Linked DNA regions of Homo sapiens: regions 1, 2 and 3 are each linked to region 4. A link is a contact called in ENCODE Hi-C or POLR2A ChIA-PET data. All regions are on one chromosome and are shown on one strand. The core of a region is the stretch at or near the end of the contact, and the rest is flanking DNA. Distances in the headings are between cores, read along the strand shown.

Region 1 (2,857 bases), core at 97-2,596, 260 kb after region 4:
GAAAAGAACTATATAACAGCGATCCACAATACACCTGTTCATTTGTAGCATAATAGTTACACCTGCTCCCTGGGGCTTTTTTGAGATTTCAGTCTTTGGTGTAAGACACACATACACACATGTGCACACACAATGGTAAGCATGCATGCTCTTCAGCTTCAACCCTCAGTGCGCAGTAAAATAAAAAATATAGTTGAATCATCTGTCTCAGCCCCAGCTAGAGCCCACGTCTTCCAACATGAATTTTAAAATACCTTTTTGCCTTTTAAAATATGCTGTAGAGGCCGGGCGCGGTGGCTCACGCCTGTAATCCCAGCACTTTGGGAGGTCAAGGCAGGCAGATCACGAGGTCAGGAGATGGAGACCATCCTGGCTAACAAGGTGAAACCCCGTCTCTACTAAAAATACAAAAAAGATTAGCTGGGCGTGGTGGCAGGTGCCTGTTGTCCCAGCTACTCAGGAGGCTGAGGCAGGAGAATGGCGTGAACCCGGGAGGCGGAGCTTGCAGTGAGCCGAGATCGCGCCACTGCACTCCAGCCGGGGCAACAGAGCGAGATTCCATCTCAAAAAAAAAAAAAATGCTGTAGATGAGTTTTAGTTTATCCGGGTCCTTTGTAATTAATCTCTGCATTCATCATAATTGGAAGAAAAGCTCAAAGTAAGAAAATAGCTTTCCTCCAAGTTTATTGCAATCAGAGAAAAATACAATTTAAATGTTTTTGTTTCCCATTTCTGTTCCTTACATGCATTGTCTAGAGTGGTTCCTGGTCTATAAGCCAGTGGGTTGAGATACCTGACCAGACCACCTTTTCAACCCAGTTCTTTCTCCTCTTTGTATTTCTCCCATACAATACAGTATTGAATATTTCATAACCTATGGGTGTATGTTTTTGGCAATGTGGCTAAGTCAGGCAGCATTGAGGACTGTCCTGGTGACAGTCCGGTGCAGCCCTCACCCAGGCTCCCACATTCACACCCCTCCACTCTCCAGTGGGCTGTGTAAGTTAACGGCAAATAAATGGCCCAGAATGGCTTCCTGTTAGAGAAAAAAAGGGACAAAGACTTCTGCCCTTAAAACTCTGGTAACAAAAGTAATCTAGTGGAAATCAACATTACTAGGAATATCCTATGATTTTGGTGGTGTTGAGTTCAAAGACAGCATGGCCGAATTGTGACCATCCACCCAGTCACATGAGGCAAAAACCCAGGCCCTACCTGTGTCCTGACCTCCAGCTTCCTCCCCACGGCCAGTTGGTTAGAACGTGTAGGGAGTGTACCTCTCCCAGCCGTGGAATCCCCTCACCATCTTCACCCCTTCCCCACCTTCAAAGACTTTCATGGCCGAGTGTGGTCTGACCACACTTGATCCAAAGCCCTTCCTCTGAGCTCTCAGCTCCACGTCACAACCTCGTGACCACGTGCCTCTCACTGTCATGTGCTTAGATATGTGTGTGTGTGTCCACCTCACCACACACTGTGAGATCCTTGAGGGCACGTTGTCTCTTTCATTTCTGTGTCTCCAGTGCCTAAAATGGAAAGTGCTCACTTACTAAATAAATATACAATATAAAAAATAATTTTTATCCCTTGTCCCATTTGAGATGGAAAATGAGTAAAGTTTACAAGTATTAATATAGTCAGCATCCCACTAAGACCACACAGACACTGAGATGAGCAGAGGATGCTGAGGAGCAAATGCAAAATAAACTATGAGAACTGTGACAGCTTCCAGTGCTCTTCATTATAAATATCAGCAATTGCTAATATCCAATAACATGTCACACACTCTACATTAAATCATCACAAGTCTCTAAGGCAGGTGTTAGTTTTCTCTTTGTACAGCCCAAGAAGCTGAGACAAGAGTCACACAACCAGCCAATAGAGAGAAAAGATTCAAACCCGGAGACCTTCTGTCTCTAATCCCACCCTCCTCCCACTGTCTCCTGCTGCCTCTCTGTTTCAAAGCTTGGCTCTGAGACTATGAGCACTGCCAAAATTTTACAACAGTTTGCGTATGTCATGGTCTGCAAAAGCTGTGGATGGCACTGTGGTGGCAGCCTCAATAGAAGGCTGAGACTACTTACCAGAGGGAGGATTTCCTGAGCTCCGATCACACCTGCTCTTTGTTCTCTCTCTGTCTGTCTCTCTGTGTGTGTCTCTCTCTCTCTCTCTCTCTCTCTCTCTCTCTCTCTCTCTCTCTCTCAATACAGACAGGGTCTCACTCTATTGCTCATGCTGGAGTGCAGTGGCGTGATCATAGCTCACTGCAGCCTCAAAGTCCTGGGCTCAAGTGATCCTCCTGCTTCAGTCTCCTGAGTAGCTGGGACTACAGGCATGCACCACCAGGCCTGGCTAATTTATTTATTTTTATTTTAATTTTGTAGAGACAAGGTCTCGTCCCTTCCCCAGACTGATCTCGAACCCCTGGGCTCAGGAGATCCTCCCACCTCGGCCTCCCAAAGTGCTGGGATTACAGATGTGAGCCACCACTCCTGGCCCACACCTACTCTTTATCCTCAACCCACACCCCCAGGCTCAAACTCAAAAGGAAGGAGCAAACCCTAGAAGCTGCGTAAAACACACCTTGACCTAAAATGTGCTCATGACCAGGCAACTTGACTACATATTCTCCTCGACCTACGGTGGAGTGACATCCCTATAAAAGCCATTGTAAATTGAAAATATTGAAAGTCTAAAATGCTTTGAATACACCTAACCTATCGAATATCAGAGCTCAGCCTCGCCTCCCTTAAACGTGCTCAGAACACTTACATTAGCTTACAGTGGGCAACATAATGTAACACAGGCCTATCTATGTTATAATACAGTGTTGAGTATCTCATGTGATTTATTGAAT
Region 2 (2,829 bases), core at 141-2,640, 460 kb after region 4:
AATGAAGAGTATATGTATTTTAGAAGTATTACTTTATATTTTTATAGTATAATAATAATATTTACGTTCCTACACTTATAATGAGTTTCGTATATATATTAAAATAATTTAATGGATTAGTATGTTTATATTTGCTTTTAGTAAATTTGGTGTATGATAAACTCAGTTGTCTACATTGTGAGACTACACCTGAGGCAATTTCTGTGTTGATATATACCTGAATAGCAGATATTACTTGGGAGCAAATAAAATAGCTTCAGGCCTAATTTTGCAAGTTCATGATGGGAGAGTAAGCATGACTTCAAAGAACTGACTTTGAGTTAAAACTTGAAGAATGAATGTGACAACAGCAAGTATAAAACAATGCCAGGCAGAGGTGGGACTGTTCATGGGTATCAGGGTAAGTGTGTTGATAAATGCTCAAAGTAGGAAATACCTTTCTTCCCCCACACATGTCAGAAAATAACTGCAATAGAATGCAACGACATCTCAGAGATAAAGTGTTCAACTTAGCTCTCAGAGACCGTTCAGTTACATTTTGTAATGACATTGGAATTGATTGCATTTTGAAGGCAATTCTAAATGCAAAGTCTTCATTTTGTTGATAGAAGCTGGGTTATTTATTATGAAATTTCAAAAATTAAGTAAAATATCTAATTAGGATTATACCAGCAAAGGCAAATTTAGAATTCAAGACTTCATGATCCATGGTAAGATTATTTTAATGCAACTCTGCTAATTAACTGAAATTTCCTTTAACTCTCACATCTGCCTTTTACTTCTTAAGACATTTTTCTAGTATTTCACCAGAGCAAGATATCAGAAGGGTAAATCTCTTACCAATGAACTTTGCTAATTCTTAGTGACTCCGTTGACCCTGGTGTAAGGATCAGGAACAAAGTGAATGAAATACATTTTAATACATTTCTGCTTTCTCTAATTCCAAAGACCACTCTAAAGAATAAGTTATTTGTGGGTATTATCTGAAACTTGGGATTAAAAGAGACCGTGATTACCCTTCAGGGATTTTGGCAAAACTTAAGCCATTTCATCTGAAGAGCAAAGCAAGCCTCCCACACTCTTGGCTTATTCTCACAATTATCTAGATATCTAGCAACAAAACTCTTGAGTAGTTTGTTAACTACAGATGCCAAGGGCTGACAGTTTCACTTTCAGTTTTCAGAATATCTTTTGTTTCAGTGGTGTAAGCACACCATCAGAATCTCTACTATTTAAAATAATTAAGTTATAATTGTAACTTCCATTAGATGTAGTACTTAAAGGAATCTAGAAGACACAACTCATTAATTATAGGAATTTGACTGCAAATTCTTCTGGGGGGTCTGAATTGCAAAGGAGGCATCTTTGTAAGTCAGACTCAACTCATTACTCTGTGATGCAGGCTCCTCCAAATGGCAGCAGAAACGTATTACTCTCTAGAAACACTACAGTAGTGCTACAATTTCAGGGTTCTGTAGAGATAAGGACAAATTGACAGAAACACATTCTTAGAAGGACAGTATCATTTAAAATAAAAATACTGTCATAATTGTACACCAGGATAGCTTCTCCATAATAAATTCTTTATGATTTTCTGATTTTTAGAAATCAGAATTGAACTTTTTAATGTGAAAAAAATGAGAGAATTGTTTCAAAATAGGACCACATTTCTGTGTATAATTTTAAAAGTTTAAAAATATTTGATTAGTAGACTGATAAACTGAAACATTTTTGATAAGCTTTTCATTACATACAAACCATATAATTTGTAAAAAATTGGAAATTATTCAAAACTTCACATAACTAAAGTGACCAAATAAATACTGGAGAGGAAAGAAAAGGAGTCAAATGAATCTAGCATTTTCTTTTTTTTTTTTTTTTTGGAGAAAGGGTCTCACTGTGCCACCCAGGTGGGAGTGCAATGGCACGATCATGGCTCACTGCAGCCTCAACTTTATGGGCTTAGGTGATCCTCCCACCTCGGCCTCCCAAGTAGCAGGGACTACAGGCATGCGCCAACACGTCCAGCTAATTTTTTTGGTATTTTTTGCAGAGACGAGGTTTCACCAGGTTGCCGTGGCTGATCTGGAACTCCTGGTCTCAAGTGATCTACCCAACTCAGCCTCCCAAAGTGCTGGGATTACAGGCGTGAGCCACCGCACCCGGCCTAATCTAGCATTTTCTAAAAGGAAGGACCCAGCAGTGAACGGCAATATCAATAATCATGTTCAAGACTATCAGACATGCAAGCTGGGGATGAATGGGTGGAAGGGGAAAATGATGAATAAATGATGAACACAAGTATAGACCCAGTGGATTTGAGATGCCCAAGATGCCAGTGAGATATTCAAAGTTTAACTCAAAAGCCACTTCCCATATGAAATCCTGACAAACACTCCTACGTCCAACTGGAATTAATTTCTCTTCTGGGCTCCCACAGCACTCTGTATTTTTCTAATAGCATAACACTATTTTGTTTGTAGATATTTCTCTGATAGCATTACTATCTTTCCTCTTTATCACAACTGTTTGAAGTTCTTTTGCCTCTTGCATCCACTGTTGCCCAATCCCACTGCTGGAAGGCTCATCTTATTAAGTTCTGTATTCCTAGTGCTAACACACTGTCTACCATAGATGATGTTCAATAAATGGTTGCTAAATGAATTCTCTTGTGATAATAGCACTATGGCAACATAATCGACGGTAAAAATTTCTTCTCAATGTTTACTTTTAGCAGAATGCATTCATTTATCAACTTTCATTGAGAATATGCTAATTTCCATGACCCTGCTAGGAAATAGGAAAATAAAGATGAATGTAATAAGGTGC
Region 3 (2,912 bases), core at 286-2,785, 310 kb after region 4:
TGGCCAAGTCACTTAGCCCATCCAGGTCTCAGTCTCCCGTGTGTAAAATGGGAGTAAGGAGGGCTCAATTGTTCTAAGGATTAAATGCAACCAAGTTGGCAAAGTTTTAGCACAGTGCCCACGTGTTAGCTGTTTATGGTGTGCCTGTTGTATGCCAGGCCTGCGCTGGAGACGCAGGCATTATGCTCCCTGCACATGGCCCATACCCACATCTCCTCTACACGCGCCCTCGCTGAGGCGCGGGTCCTACTGAAGATCCGGATAGTGATCATCCTTTCTGGCAGCATAAGTCCCGCCCCCTTTCCTTCCCTGGGCTTCTGTTGTCCAGGCTACCTTGGCGTTATCAAAGCTACTTGATCTTTACAGCCACTTCCCTCTGCACAGGCATCCAAATAGGAAATTCCGCTCTCAAGGAACCTTCTACCCATCCACCTGCCACCAGCACGAACCTGCTGTCTTGTTCTCTGGCCTCTCTCCCTCAGTCCCCTTTTGCGCCCTCATTTTCCTGTCTAAAATGAAACGGACCGCTGCCCTTTTTATCTGTACTAAGTTTCAGGAGCAGAATCTTCGTTAAACTGAGCAGAGCAAGAGCGCGCTGCCCACAGGGCTGGGGCGGGCGCACGGGCCCTTATGTAAGGCCGGGCCTTCCCGGGGAAGAGCGAAGGCTCCGGGAAGGGAAGCACGGGCGGCGGGGCCCGGCCTCGAGGACCGCCCCCAGGGCGGGGAGTGGTGTGAGCCGCGGCGCCGCCAGCAAACTTTCCTCCTCCGAATTCTTGACCGAGAGCCTTGGAACCACATTCTGCCCAAATCTGTACACGCCGGAGCCAGGGAGCCGCCCGCCGCCCGGGGAGCGGAGTGGGGAAAGAGGGGGTGGAGAAGGGACCGGGGAGGAGGTGGGGGAGGGCGGAGGAGGTGGTAAGGAGAGGAGCGGGGGGGAGGAGGAGGAAGGGGAGGAGGGAGAGGTGGGGCGGGGAGGAGGGAGAGGTGGGGCGGGGAGGAGGGAGAGGTGGGTCGGGAAGGAGGGGGAAGTGGGAGACCGGGGATGTGGGAGGGGAGAGAAGGAGGAGGTGGGAGAGGGGAAAGCGGGGAAAGGGGAAGGTGGGGCGGGCGGAGGTGGGGGTAGAAAGTGGGGAAGAGCGGGGATGGCAAGTTCCGCGGGTGGCGAGCGGCCCCAGGGAGCGGCGGGGGGGCGAAGCAAGTTCCTTAGTTTCTCCCAAGCCAGCCCGGGAGCTGTTGGACGAGTGGGAGCGCCTGGCTACCTGCAAGTCTTCGGGTTTCGCGAGCGCCGCAGAGCTTTTCTGCAGCCGCTAAATAAATAAATAACTACGGACGCCCGCCCCGCCCCGCCCCGCCCCGCCCCTCCCAGCCCAGCCCAGCCCAGCCCAGCCCAGCCCAGCCCCGCCCAGCGCAGCTCCCTGGCCGCGGCGGCGGTGGTGGCAGCGGTGGTGGCGGCTGCGGCGCAGGCAGGGCTGGGCGCTTGGGGAGCTCCGCGCGCGGGGCACTTCCCCGTGACCGGCGGCCGCGCAGCTCAGGGAACTCCGCTCCGTGAGGCTTCCGGGAGAGGGAAAGCTGTTCTCCTTTGATGCTCTTTGGTTTTACAGTGGAAAACTACAATTAAAAAAACATAGCCGTGAAAATAAATGAGATTAGAACCTGCTGGCTTCACTTCCTGGAGGCTTTTTGTTGTGTCTTGAAACTAGGATCTTTGCGGGTCATCCCTGTAAGTGCCTTTTTAATCCATTCACAAGGATGCTTGTGAGTCTCTGCTGCGTTTAACATCGGTCAGCGGGTGACATTGCATTAATTTGCTCTGGTGATGATTTCTGCTTTGCTAGGTTAGCATTGCCTCGCTTGGTGACACGTAATAAATGCACACACGTTGCAAAAATTAGGACACAGAGGGAGAGGCACCTTTTTAACTCTGTCAAAAAATAGATAAGAAAATCTCTTCTAAAGCGGTGCCAATATCGGGAAAATGGTTTATTATTTAGACTGTGGAGATATTAAAAACCACAACAAAACCTAATTAATTATTCCATAGCCATTCTACATAAAGTAACATGATAAAATCATTAAATAATAGCAATGACAAAACTCAGTTTGTTGTTCTAAACTTACTGCTTTAGAATGTTGTTTATCATGTCATGTATAGTAAATCACATATCTAGTTTTTGTGCATGTGTGTCAGAGACAGACAGACATGGATAACTTCTGCTCTGAAACACAGCAGGTTTAAGGCTTCTATACAGAGAAGTTCCATCTGGAAAATCTCCAAATACAATTACAATAAAGCAGATACAATATGGAGTGTTATTAAACTGGAGGTTCTTCCCCCGGAGAGTTTACTCTATTTTCCTTTAAAATAAACTAGGGCCGGGTGTGGTGGCTCAACGCCTGTAATCCCAGCACTTTGGGAGGCTGAGGCAGGAGGATCATTTGAGTCCAGGAGTTCAAGAGCAGCCTGGGCAACATAGTGAAACTCCATCTCTAAAAAAATACAGTATTAGCTGGGTGTGGTGGTGCACACCTGTAGTTCCAGCTATTAGGGAGGCTGAGACAGGAGGATGGCATGAGCCTGGGAAGTGAAGGTTGTAGTGAGCCAAGATAGCACCACTGCACTACAGCCAGACCTTGTCTCAAAAAAATAAAATAAACTGAAAGGCCGGGGAATCATATATTTAAAATTGGCCAGTGCTCATTAAAGATCACTCAAAAACCAGAATGAGGCATCCTTACGGTGGGAAGGTAGGGTAATAGAAAGATGCAATTCCAGTTCACAAAAATTTGGCCTTCAGGCCACATCTGATACACTTGCATAAAATTGAAAGACGATGCAATGCATGTTTTCCTAAATTAAACCAGAAATAGTGGTAGGGATATACCTTCATGCCAGCAGATGCACAGACAGGTTC
Region 4 (2,878 bases), core at 1-2,500:
TAGCAAACTGATATACCCCCCAAACTCCCCCCACCCCCTAAGCTGGGCAAATGTTAGGTGACTTTGATGCTGAGAGTGCCTGAAGCAAACTCTTTATCTGCTCTTTTTGTACACAAGGACTCTTGAACCACTCTTGAACCCGGAAGTCTCTGGCAATGGCTTGGGGATCCCACTTTGCCTACTCCTCGCCCCCGTCAATAGGGGAGTTGTTATCTCTTAAACCACTCCGGGAACCTCTCCTCTCTGGGTGGAGGTTAAGGGGACTCAGTCGGGGAGTTAAGTGACAAGGGTGCCTCTGGCAGAGCCTAGGTGTGTAAGCTTTGGCAAATGACCAGGCCTCGCTGAGCCCTGATTTTGTCCTCTGTAAAATGAGAGTGATCGGATTCCTTGGAGCACGAAATGCCTTCAATGTGGGGCTTAGCACGGGTCTGGCTCACAGTAACTGCTCTCACGCTCCACTAGCCACTCCTTAGCAGGAACGTGGGCACGAGAATTCCCAAACTTCCTCGAGTCAGTGTTCAGAACCCCGCCCTCCCTTTATCTTCAAAGGAGAAGGGAGAGCAGTGGGTTACAAGGGTCAGCTTTTAAATACCCCTGCTCTCCCTTGACCACAGACCCTGGGGAGTTTCCCCAGCTAAAAACGAAGTTTAGAAAATTGCTTGCAATGACCCATGATTTCAAGGGCCCCAGTGAATGACAGATCTATTGAGGATAGGGCCCCCTGGCTGGAAATTTAGAAACATTTTGTTTTTGTAAGAGGAAAAAAAGGGCAGAGAGGCACGAGGGCTGCAGGGGATGGCTCTGGAAGGACACTGCAGCGAGGCTGCCAGACTCCTTGGAACCGCAGCGCCGACGCAGCCATTTCCCAGGGAGATCAATCCTCTGGCAGGTCCATTTCCTCCGCCGCGCGGGCGGCTGCGGGAGGCGGCGGCGGCGGCGGGGGTGGCGGGAGCCATTAGTGACTCTGTGACCCCGTTCACCGAGCGCGTCCCCGCCCAGGTGCTCGCTGCCCGGCGCCGCGCCGTCCACCCCCGGCCGGGGCAGGTCGCGGGGCCCAAGCTGGTTCAAGCCCCCGTCGCTCGTCGCCTGGCTCTGCGCCAGGCCCCGTGCCCCTGGCTGCAGGCCGGCACCCCGCGAGCCGCAGCGCCCAGGCAGGCGAGCGCCGCTGCAACCTGCAAGCCTGAGTCAGCTCGCGGCGCGTGAGGCGCGCGCACTGCGTCCCCGCGCAGCCGTCGCAGCCAGGTGCTGGCCCGGAGCGCTGCGTCCCCAGACAGAAACCACGGCTCCCCCTGGCGGACACCGGTTCCCCAGCGCTGGGCTTTCCCCTTCAGTAGTTTAGGGGTAGTTTTCAGCTAAAGAAAACAGTGGACGCATTTTCCCATCAGAGGGCTTGGTGGCAGGATTCCCACAGGCTTAAGGAATGAAAGAAAGGAGATGCGATAGAAAGGAAGAATGGTAAGTAAGGCCCGGAAAGTGCAGGCAGAGAATGTTATGCACCTGCATGTCGTGAACCCAATGGCAACGAAACACTTACTTGTCTGCGGGGCAAATATAGCCGCGTTGGCTCTTTCTCCTGGAACCACGGATACTTTGGCAAGGAATGAATGAGTTATAAATGCAACGTTTTCTTAAATATATTAAATACATAACACTGACCTTCACAAAGGCTTTTATCTGGAATAAGGAATGAATAAGTAGGGTAATGAATAAGAAAGTTAAATTAAAGCACCATAGAACACAGTTTGAGTAACTTTAAAAATTTTTATTTACTTAATTTAATGAAAACAAATGATAAGTAAAATGTCTTTATATGAACATCTGAAAAAGCTTATAACTCTAAATGGCAATCCTAATCCAGCTGCTATAGTCAGGCTGCTATAGCAAAATACCCTAGACTGGTAGCTTATAAACAATAGAAACTGATTTCTCACAGTTCTTGGGGCTGGGAAGTCCCAGATCAAGGTGCCAGCTGATTCAGTGTCTGGGGAAAGCCTGCTCTCCGGTTCATAGATGGTGCCTCCTAGCTGTGTCCTTACCTGGGAGAAGGAGGAAGAGCGTTCCCTGGGATCTCTTCTATAAGGGCACTAATCCCGTTCATCAGGGTGACCTAATCACTTCCCAAAGGCCCTGCCTGCTAATGCCATCACCTTGGGAGTTCAGTTTTAACGTGAATTTTGAGAGGACACAAACATTCAGACCTTAGCAGCAGCCTTTTGTTTTATTCCCCGAATACAATGTATAAATGTGGAAATGCCTGGGAATTTCAGCCATCTAAGTCAGGCAGTTAGCTTTGTGATATGGACTCCCTCTTGTAACTTACTCTGTGTGGACATCTGTTCTGTTGATTGTGTACAGAGTTGAATTTCACAGAGGCTGACGCAGCAGTGATCATTCAGACATTTCTGAATGGACGGCAAAAGAAGGAGGAGGAGGAGAAAGTAAATACCAATGACTTACTTTGCAAAGTAAATTGACAGATCCTTTGTAGACCAAATCAGCAAGGTTGGGTTGTGTCCCTCTGGGCCTGGGTTTCCCACCTCTTGTAAAACCGGGAGAGGCAGAGAAGCTAAGACAGATGGTGGGTCTCCTGGGAGGCTCAGGGCCGAGCCGGCCTCAGAGGAAGTCTCTTCATCAGCACTCGGCAGCAGCAGCGTGGAGACTGTCCTCCACCCTTCCTGAAGCCACCAGCTTGGATGGCCCAGGCTTTCTTCCCATCACTCAGTTGTCAGAGCAACAGCTTCTGGAGGGAGCCAGCCCACGGCCCTGCCATTATGCTTCCCAGTGGCAGCTGGGGGATAGGGGGCAGTTAGGAGGAACAGAAACAGGTTGACATGGATCCAGGGAGCAGAGATGGCTCACAAGTGCAGATAGGGAGTGA

Evidence for each region. A loop is a pair of places that touch in the nucleus more often than their neighbours do. ChIA-PET counts read pairs that join two places held with the same protein, here RNA polymerase II (POLR2A). Pooled maps may share reads with other maps.
Region 1: a loop to region 4 is called in a pooled map, with 3 times the contacts of the local background. The contact joins the promoter of LINC00426 here to the enhancer-like site in region 4. A Hi-C loop is called at or near these places in 4 of 50 pooled maps. POLR2A ChIA-PET finds 5 or more read pairs at or near these places in 2 of 52 experiments (CD4-positive, alpha-beta T cell and activated naive CD4-positive, alpha-beta T cell).
Region 2: a map of naive thymus-derived CD4-positive, alpha-beta T cell shows a loop between it and region 4 (3-fold over the local background). The contact joins two enhancer-like sites. A Hi-C loop is called at or near these places in 2 of 168 maps with a recorded cell type or tissue (naive thymus-derived CD4-positive, alpha-beta T cell and pancreas), 1 of 37 single-sample maps with no recorded cell type and 7 of 50 pooled maps. POLR2A ChIA-PET finds 5 or more read pairs at or near these places in 3 of 52 experiments (activated B cell, activated CD8-positive, alpha-beta T cell and activated T-cell).
Region 3: a loop to region 4 is called in a pooled map, with 2.5 times the contacts of the local background. The contact joins the promoter of UBE2L5 here to the enhancer-like site in region 4. A Hi-C loop is called at or near these places in 1 of 50 pooled maps. POLR2A ChIA-PET finds 5 or more read pairs at or near these places in 3 of 52 experiments (A673, AG04450 and H1).

Annotation. Positions count from the first base shown.
Region 1 is chr13:30,372,568-30,375,424 of GRCh38, forward strand. LINC00426 (long intergenic non-protein coding RNA 426) reads right to left here and starts at 1,347. Exons shown (of 5, transcript NR_024464.2): 1 at 1,216-1,347.
Region 2 is chr13:30,571,786-30,574,614 of GRCh38, forward strand. It overlaps a transcript of HMGB1 not described here. Among named protein-coding and RNA genes, the nearest start is that of USPL1, 45 kb to the right of the region's middle. Within about 2 kb of position 1,391, at least 9 of the 41 ENCODE cell types and tissues checked have a DNase peak (open chromatin) inside an H3K27ac peak, as active enhancers do.
Region 3 is chr13:30,420,958-30,423,869 of GRCh38, forward strand. It overlaps UBE2L5 (ubiquitin conjugating enzyme E2 L5), which reads left to right and starts at 1,536. Exons shown (of 4, transcript NM_001355247.2): 1 at 1,536-1,720. It overlaps LINC01058 (long intergenic non-protein coding RNA 1058), which reads right to left and starts at 1,287. Exons shown (of 2, transcript NR_125771.1): 1 at 1,260-1,287. RefSeq lists silencers at 589-768, 1,209-1,498.
Region 4 is chr13:30,113,886-30,116,763 of GRCh38, forward strand. No RefSeq gene overlaps it. Among named protein-coding and RNA genes, the nearest start is that of LINC00365, 6.4 kb to the left of the region's middle. RefSeq lists a silencer at 909-1,258. Within about 2 kb of position 1,251, at least 26 of the 41 ENCODE cell types and tissues checked have a DNase peak (open chromatin) inside an H3K27ac peak, as active enhancers do; they include A673, where a contact is called at or near this core.